2 separate regions of the Homo sapiens genome follow, and region 1 is linked to region 2. A link is a contact called in ENCODE Hi-C data. All regions are on one chromosome and are shown on one strand. The core of a region is the stretch at or near the end of the contact, and the rest is flanking DNA. Distances in the headings are between cores, read along the strand shown. Region 1 has its middle 210 kb from the start of TFAP2B. Region 2 holds the start of TFAP2B (transcription factor AP-2 beta).

What was found. A loop is a pair of places that touch in the nucleus more often than their neighbours do.
Region 1: a map of PC-3 shows a loop between it and region 2 (3-fold over the local background). The contact joins the enhancer-like site here to the promoter of TFAP2B in region 2. A Hi-C loop is called at or near these places in 3 of 168 maps with a recorded cell type or tissue (Calu3, DLD1 and PC-3).

What each region holds. Positions count from the first base shown.
Region 1 is chr6:51,027,479-51,031,920 of GRCh38, forward strand. No RefSeq gene overlaps it. Among named protein-coding and RNA genes, the nearest start is that of TFAP2B, 210 kb to the left of the region's middle. Within about 2 kb of position 1,498, at least 2 of the 41 ENCODE cell types and tissues checked have a DNase peak (open chromatin) inside an H3K27ac peak, as active enhancers do; they include PC-3, where a contact is called at or near this core.
Region 2 is chr6:50,816,007-50,820,510 of GRCh38, forward strand. It overlaps TFAP2B (transcription factor AP-2 beta), which reads left to right and starts at 2,865. Exons shown (of 7, transcript NM_003221.4): 1 at 2,865-2,966. The coding sequence starts at 2,886. It overlaps LOC124901490 (a long non-coding RNA gene), which reads right to left and starts at 3,020. Exons shown (of 2, transcript XR_007059923.1): 1 at 2,896-3,020; 2 at 1,239-1,638.

The sequences.
Region 1 (4,442 bases), core at 248-2,747, 210 kb after region 2:
TCTCTCTCTGTGTGTGTGTGTGTGTATGTGTGTGTGTGCGTGTGTGTGTGTGTGTGTATGTGTGTCTGTGTAGGGGAAGAGAATTAAAATTTGTTGATTACCAATATATGTTAAGTATGGTTCTAAGTTGATATTTTTTCATGTTTGTCCCCTCCAATTCTCATGTTGAAATGTGATCCCCAGTGTTGGAGATGGGGCCTGGTGGGAGGTGTTTGAATACTGGGGGCAGATCCCTCATGAATGCCTTGGTGCCTTCCCAGGGGGTAATGAGTGAGTTCTGGCTCCATTAATTCACACAAGAGCTGGTTGTTTATTCATTTTTTTGTTTAAAAGAATAGTTTAACTTTTATTTTAGGGTCAGGGGCACATGCGCAGTTTGTTATATGGGTGAACTCGTGACTCAGCGGAGTGGTATATAAATTATTTCATCATCCAGGTACTAAGCATAGTATCTGAGTTTTCTTTTTCTGAACCTCTCCTTCTTCCCACTCTCCTTCAAGTAGGCCCTAGTGTCAAGTGTTCCCCTCTTTCTGTCCATGTGTTCTCATTATTTAGAGAGCTGGTTGTTTAAAAGAGCCTGGCACATCCTTTCCTCTCTATTGCTCCCTTTCTCCTCATGTGACACACTTGCTCCCCCTTCACCCTCCACCCAGATTGTAAGCTTCCTGGGGCCCTCACCAGAAGCAGATACCAGCACTATACCTCTTATACAGTCTGCAGAACTGTGAGCCAAAATAAATATTTTTTTCTTTATAAATTACCCAGTCTCAAGTGTTCCTTTATAACAATGCAAAATAGATGAATACATAAGTGTTTCACATATGTTATCTTATTAATTATCGTAATGATGAATATGAAGGAAGTATAATCATTCCAGTTTTTATGTAAATGTTGAGGCTGAAAGACTCATATTCCTCCTCTAAAACCATTCAACAAGTAAGTTTTAGAACCAGAAGCTGAATAATGGACTACTTGGGACCAGTGTCCAAGGTCTTTGGGTAAACCTTATGGAAGGAATGTGTGACTCATAGTTTAAATATTATGGCTCACTAATTTGTACAACATTTCAGTTAGAACATACAGGCAGATATTTGATTTAACTAATAACTTAGTATGGGCCACATAGCATCTGCTTGCCAGTATTAATGTAGCTGTGGCTCATTAAGGTCAAGGAAAAGAAGGATGGCCCTTTAAATGGTCCCAAATTGTTTTTAATTTGCACTATCATCTCTTGACATTAAATGCTTTTAAATTTTTTCTTCTAGCAGTTTATTGTCACTCTAGTTATTATGAAACATTCAGGACAGACAGACTGATATTCAAGTATTGTTGTATGGGTGACTTTCTTTCTATCATATTTGGGTACCATGGCAGCTTGGAGAATATACCTGTCAGACCTCCTAATAGAAGGTGGTAATTGACCAATGGCTGCTGAAGCTGAATTTTAAATTTCTGTGCCATGTGTGCTGTGAGGCCTCACCTTGCACAGGCTGCTCCCTGCCAAAGACTGCATGCTGCAGGATGCTAAGGTTTCAGGAAGACACTGGGATTTCTTTGTCAAATAACTGCCTGAATCACTTGCCTAGGGTTTTGGCCAATCTTTCTGAGACCATGGGCAGGAGGGTCTACATTGCTTCCACCAGCCATCTCTGCTGTTCCTCCCCTCAAGTTCTGATGATTTCCCTGACCCTTTCCAACTCTTTCCCCATTTCCTTTTGCACATGTATTTTCCTTAATAAAATTCTTGCATGTTTAATCAATGACTCATTTTCTCAAACAACTAAAATGGGGAGAATAAAAATAAACACAATAAATAAAAATAAGAAATGGGTAAGTTGATTAGAATAAAGTTCCCATAAGAATATGTTAGAAGATATTTAAGAGTAAAGTTTTCTCTTGGTTCGTACATGGATCACTTACTTTTGAAAAATTATGTTGTAGCACTAAAAAATTCAAAAAAAGAAAAAATGTCTATGATCTCATAATCATAACATTTATTTTCATTTTTCCATATAACTTATTAGCCCTTGAGTACATATATGTGTATTTTATGTAATTGTAACTAATGTGTGCATACCACTTTATTGTTTGATTTTCCACATGTCCACATAGTTTGAATATCTTTTTAATGACTTTTTGATATCACAATAGTTCAAAATTTTGTCATATTATTTTCCTATCATGAACTTTCATATTGTTTCCAATTCCTTTGTGCTATTATAAATATTCTGCTATGCTCACTCTTAAAACATTTTGGTTATGTTGAAACTTTTCCAGAGTGTAAATTCTTGAGAAAGAGTTTACAGAGCTAAGGGAGATAATAATCTTTATCTCACGTCCTGTATTTGGCTATTTTCTTTTCCAAAACTGTGGCACCATGCCACCAAAAGAAAATGAGAATTCCAAATTCAGCTTAACCTCACCAGCACTGAATGTTGGGCATTATATAAGGTTTTCTCATCTGTTACATTTTTTTAAAATACTGTAAGGTTTCTTTAGCTTGTAATTAATTGTTAACAAAGATGGATATTTTCCATTGATATATGTTCTAAAGTAAGAAGAAAAACATACATCTAATTAAATCAAAATCAATATCAGTGTATTGACTCAATTGTTAATCAACTAGGAATACATATTTTTTCCCTTTCATTGTAGGAATATTTACTTTGAGGTTTTAAAGAAGTAATTTGTCTCCTCAAAGTCAAGTAGCTATTCCTTTTTAATTTCATAACACCATGACAAAGCAACAGGTTCATTCTGTAACAGCAGGTAGAATGCATGAACATTGTAGATAACTTTATTTAGCATTATTTGTTTATCATCTTTTTACCCTAGGAAAACAATAACAGAAATCAGAAGGTCACGTAGAGGTTATATAATGGAATCTCATTCTCCTCCATGCATATTTACAATTCTGGGACCAAATAAGAACATGTCAGCAGGTTAGCTCCCTTTGAAGTAAGGGCAGGCAAGACTGAGAATTCCAAGTGGGCATCTGAGCCTCATTCACTGAGACACATGCTGCCTTCTTTCAGAGAGATGTTGGCTCATTTGTTCTGGCACCTGGAAGGTAATTTTCACCTTTTCTCTTGAGAGTGAAAAAGCACTGGAGAAGAATTAAGGAAGGGAAAGTTTTGGATTGTTCTTTTTGAAAATTCTATCAGGGATTTTCCTGGAATTTCTTTTTTTTTAAAAAATAAAATTAATCCCACAGCTAGAACTACTTCTAAAATAAGTTTTCTAAAACTTATTTTTTAACAAACTTTCTAAACTTATTAAACTTTCTAAAACTTATTTTTTAACAAACTATTAAGACTTATTGTTTTATTGTTTATTATTAAGACATTGTTTTAACAAACTAACTGAAATAAGTCTTCCCAAAATCATATAATCACTGAAATGTTTCCTCATGAGAGAATTTATTGCTCCTTCCTCTATTCTCCAAAAGCATTTTGCATAAACTTTATTTATTTCATGCTACCTCATTGTACGTATTGTTTAATTTTTGTATTCCTCATTCTCCCTTTTAGAATGAAAGCTCTTAGTAGGAAAGCCTCAGTTAATATTTCATTCCACGAAACTTCTAATAAACTAACATTCAGAGGATGCATCACAAATGGCAGGAGTACCATTTCACATGCTTTACATCATTTAATCCATACAACAACTCCATTAAATAGTTACTATTCTCTCCAGTTTACTGATGAGGAAGTTAAGACTTGAGGAGGTTAAGTAACCTGCCCAGGGATGCACAGTTATTTTGCGGCAGAGCTGGAATTCAAATCGGATCTGTCTGACTCCGAGCTTAAATTCTTTGTATTTTTTAATTTTTTTTCTCTGTTGATTCTTTAATTAACATGAGCCGGACACTTTCCACTGTCTTCTTGGCACTTTCAGGATTTCTTATTTTTTTTTCTTTTTTTTTTTTTATTATACTTTAAGTTTTAGGGTACATATGCACAATGTGCAGGTTTGTTACATATGTATACATGTGCCATGTTGGTGTGCTGCACCCATTAACTTGTCTTTTAACATTAGGTATATCTCCTAATGCTATCCCTCCCCCCTCCCCCCACCCCACAACAGGCCCCTGGGTGTGATGTTCCCTTTCCTGTGTCCATGTGTTCTCATTGTTCAATTCCCACCTATGAGTGAGAATATGCGGTGTTTGGTTTTTTGTCCTTGCGATAGTTTGCTGAGAATGATGGTTTCCAGCTTCATCCATGTCCCTACAAAGGACATGAACTCATCATTTTTTATGGCTGTGTAGTATTCCATGGTGTATATGTGTCACATTTTCTTAACCCAGTCTATCATTGTTGGACATTTGGGTTGGTTCCAAGTCTTTGCTATTGTGAATACTGCTGCAATAAACATACGTGTGCAAGTGTCCTTATAGCAGCATGATTTATAATCCTTTGGGTATATACCCAGTAATGGGA
Region 2 (4,504 bases), core at 1,615-4,114:
AACGCGAAAGGTAATAGAAAGTAAAAGCAAGAGAGGTAGGTTCAAGTTAGGAAAAATTTTCTCCGTAGCGGCTGAGCTTTTATTGTGCGTTTCTTCGGGCGTTTGAACTTTTTAGATGCTGGAACGATCGTTTCTAAAATTAGTAAATATCATAAGAAGTGAACTTTAAAAATGTTCCTCTCAATACCAGGTTTTCAAGAACGGAAAGAAACCTTTGCCGAAAAAGAAATCAAGGAGACTTGCAGGGTTTGCGTCTATAAAATTCCGACAGAGGGCGCTGTTGCCCGTTCAATGACAGGGAACGGTCCGTGGGAACGGTTTACCTTGCAATGTCTAGGACTTTTCGAATAACGCCCACGTTAAAAAAAATAACTAGGATTTTAATTATGGTTATGTATTTTGAAGGTATTTCTCTATATATATGTGTATATTTTTAGGTTTATGCTTCATTCTTAATAAAACCAGATTTGTTATTTTTCAGGTTTCCTAAAGAACTTAAATTTTAACCAAATATCTCAAGATATTTCCACTTTAAAAAATACCTAATACTAGCATAAAATAAAATTACACATAAAAAGTTTGAAATTATTCATATATAAGGCTATAAAATAGTTATACTAACACAATACCTTATATTATTTTAATTTATGTGTAAAATTATCTCTTGCAGGTTTTGTTTTGTTAAATCTCAGAGTTTATTTATTTTAGACTAGGCAATAATATACCAAAAAGATATTAAAAGGTGTTAAAAGCATTTAGAGAAAAAAAGTGAGATTTTTCCAAATGCATTTTATTTGGGTTGTAATGATCTTTAGGTAATAACAATGACAGAATTATTGATTTGAAAGGGAGAAAACAATTATTTCCATTAATTAAATGTCTTGTGCCTGGAGAATCTGAACTTCCAAGTCTATAATATTTATCTTTCAGATTATTGATCTGGCACTGATTTTAGTTCTAGAAGTCAGGGGGTGTGGAACCCGTTTCAAGTCCCACCACACAATAAGATTAAGAAAAATCCCTTCTCATCTCCTAACTAGCTCTGGAAGCAAAGAAGAAAATCTTTGCTGATGCTCCTAGTGAAAAATCTGTATAGATTGTGTATGATTTAAGGTTAACATTTAAAGGGGAAGAAAGGAATGGAGAGAGAAAGGAAGGAACGAAAAGGGAAATGAAGGAAAGAAAAAAGGAAAACAAAAAGGAGGAAGAGGAGAAAAGGAAAGACGAAACATAAAAAATTCAACCGGAAATAAGGGGTTTATTTCTGAAGTTCCTTCTGAAGCACCTTCTTTGTGTTCTTTTCCTTTGACTTATCTTTAAAAATTAAATTAAAAATCTGCAGAATTGTTTATTCTGCAGTTCATGAAGCTTCTCCTTGGTTTTGATTGAATCGACGTCCAACAAGGTTGTCCGGAGCCCTGTACTCAAACAGCGTCCATCCCTGTTCGCGCAGAGCTGCACACAGCAGTCCTGGATTTAAAGACAATCACCCTTTGCAGATTCACTCTCACCAGGCTTAATAACTTCCACCCCAAATTGCCCCATCCCTCCTCGGTCCCTCCTGGCATTTCTTTTCTGTCCCAGGCGCAGAGATCCTCTTCTGGGCGTCTGTTCCGGCTATGAGAAGCTCTCCGCACCCTGAAAGGGAGTAGAAAAACAGAGGGGATGGGAAAGGGGGAACAGGGGAACAGATGAGTATTCATTTCATGATAAAATTCAGAATCCCTGCGCCTTAAATGGTGCCCATTTTCTAAGTCTGGTTAATATTGTTCTTGTTGCTGATGATGTTTTCCTTTTTAAAAACTATATGAATCATCTTATTAAGAAAAATTATACAAAAAAAAGAAGAAACTCCACATGCACTAAAATATTTTTCACTATCTCTTTGAAGACATTCTGCTTAAACCTTTTCAAAGATTCGGGTGGCCCTTTCTTGACTCTCCATGATTAAAACCACTTACAAGTCATACACAACAGATGCAAATATAAAATGTCCTTGGCCTCTGCAAAAAAGGCTCAAAATTAACCTTGTCTGAACGTGTGCGTACGTTGCTTCCAACATCTGAAAAAAACTTGATAAAATGGAGACTCCAGCCAAGAGGAATGGTGCATGGAATCCGTTGAAAATGCATACAAACAACACCTAAAATAACAAGCAGCACAAACTGAGGTGTATTTAAGTTTCCAAAGGTTTTAGGTAAAATGACCAGAAAATATTAGAAATGGTCATCAACGGTGGCTAGCTTTTTTGTTCTATGGTGACAGAGATAAAGTTAAAAAAAAAAAAGTTGTGTAGCCATCAACACAGAGATAGTCCTTAAAATCCCCCATATCCAGCCTTTCAAAATACTCTCTTCCGGAACATACATGAATAGGAGGGAGCTTTTGTGTTTAAAAATCTTGGTAAGTGTCCCCCTTTAAAATCTACATAGAAAATAGGGGACTGATGGCCCCTGGTTTCTCATTATGAATTGCAAAGACTTCAGTTAGTGGCTACAATGATGTGTCATTTTCGATATAGAAGTTATAAAATGTATATATTATATTAATCACCCTGAACAACTCTTTGTTAAATGCACATTTGGAGTCTGCAGACTGTGTGACCCAGAGGTGCTTATATAACTATATGTGGGTGTCTGGGTGTAAATACGGGTTTATGATTTTTATAGTATATATGTCTGTGGGTTGCATCTAACTCCTGTGTGTGCAATAATGTTTTTTCTCTTTGCTGAGGCTTACTTGTCCAGCCTATTGTTTGAGACAACAGATATAAGTTGCGATGGGAGAGGAGCGTCGGATTTGGTGTGTATCCCCCATTTCCAATTATAGATGGATCATTACAGACAGCGGAGTCCTGAGAAGCCAGACATCTGCTCCTCACATGAATGCACTCACCTCCTAGAGACCAGGCTGCCATCATGCTCTGGAAGCTTGTGGAGAATGTCAAGTACGAAGATATCTATGAGGTGAGTCGACACCCCCAGATGCACCTTAGAGCTTTGCAGATAGAGAATTTGAGCTTCTTGATACCCCAAATGATATATATTTTTAAGCTATTTACTCGTAGATTTCCGGTCGGTTTTCTCAGCTTTTTTTAACTTTTAGAAAAGCTGGCTAGGGAAGACTTCGCTGCTCTGAAAAGGGACTTTAAGGCTGAAATCTGACAACTTTAATTTAGGAATGTTTTTATTTATTTTATTTTTCTTTCCCTTTTCCTCGCCTCCCCCCACCCCACCCCACCCTTTTAAGCTCTGATGGGGAATGTGGTGCTACTGAATGTGGGCACGCTCTCAGAGAAAATCGAGATTCTGATAAAGTCAGGGGCTTTTCTCGTTTTAAGTGTGGAAGAGAATTGGGTTTTCAAGCCTCATTTGTAACAGACTCGGGCTTTTAATTTTTATTTTCAATAAAATTTCTGAAATTGATAACAAATGGTTCCAAGTAGAGGACAGAGAATTAGCGGGAAAGAAGTAGATGGCTGGAGATATGGATGGATAGAGCAAAATAGAAGTCGTAGCAGTTTATTAGTTTCTGTTTTCTTGTGTTTTGCTTCCTTGAGGGTCACTGCGTCCGAACAGAAATCGCAGCCGCCTCCTGTGTGGGCATCTTTCACGGAAATTTCTGCCCACGTTCAATGCGTACGGGTCTCTAGCACTGAGGCTAGCTCAACTCTTCGGGGCAGGAGAAGTTGCGCCCAGCCAGGAGGACGCCAGCCGCCTCCGGGGCCCGGACCGCGCTCGCCAAAGCCCTTTTCCGGCTCGGGCGAGGGCTGACGCGGCCAGACGGCTCCGCTACTCGCGGGCGAGGCGGACTAGGCGGACGAGGCGGCCGAGGCGGGCGAGGTGGGAGAGGCGGGCGAGGTGGGAGAGGCGGCCGAGGCGGGCGAGGCGCGGGGCGCGCGGCGGGCCAGGCTGGGGACCGGGAAGCCCGCGGAGCCTCGCTTTTAAGCGGAATGGTCTGGGACAGCCCCAGGTGGTTGCCAGGGGAAGGGAGGAAGGGAAGGTTCTGCTGAGACGTCGAGGTTGGAAATAAAAACTTCGGAAAGGCGAAGCGGATTTAGAAAAGGAGGGAAGTCGAGGCGGGCGAAGCGGGCCATGGAGATTGCTAAGAGGAAAAGTTGGAGAGAAAAGGAAGGAAGAGAAGCAGACTCCCGGGTGGCGGGCGCGGGCCGCTAGGTCAGACGAAAGGTGGAGGGATGCAGAGGCTCCCCAAAGAGCCGAGAAAGACACGCGACCCCTCCGGATCGGGACAGCTCCTGAAAGCCCGGCGCAGAGCCGCCTCGAAGATCCTAAGAGTGGGCGACTCACAGGCGCGGCCGGCAAGCTCCTGGGGGACTCGGGCTCGGACGAGCGCCCACAGGCAGCGCCTGGCGCCCACACCTCCTGCCCCCCCCCGAATCCTAATGTTGGGGTGTGTGTATGTGTGGAGGTATGTAGGAGAGAGGAGGAGGAGATAAGAGAGGAGAGGGAGAAAAGCAGGAGAGAGCGCGAGAGAGCAGAGAGGA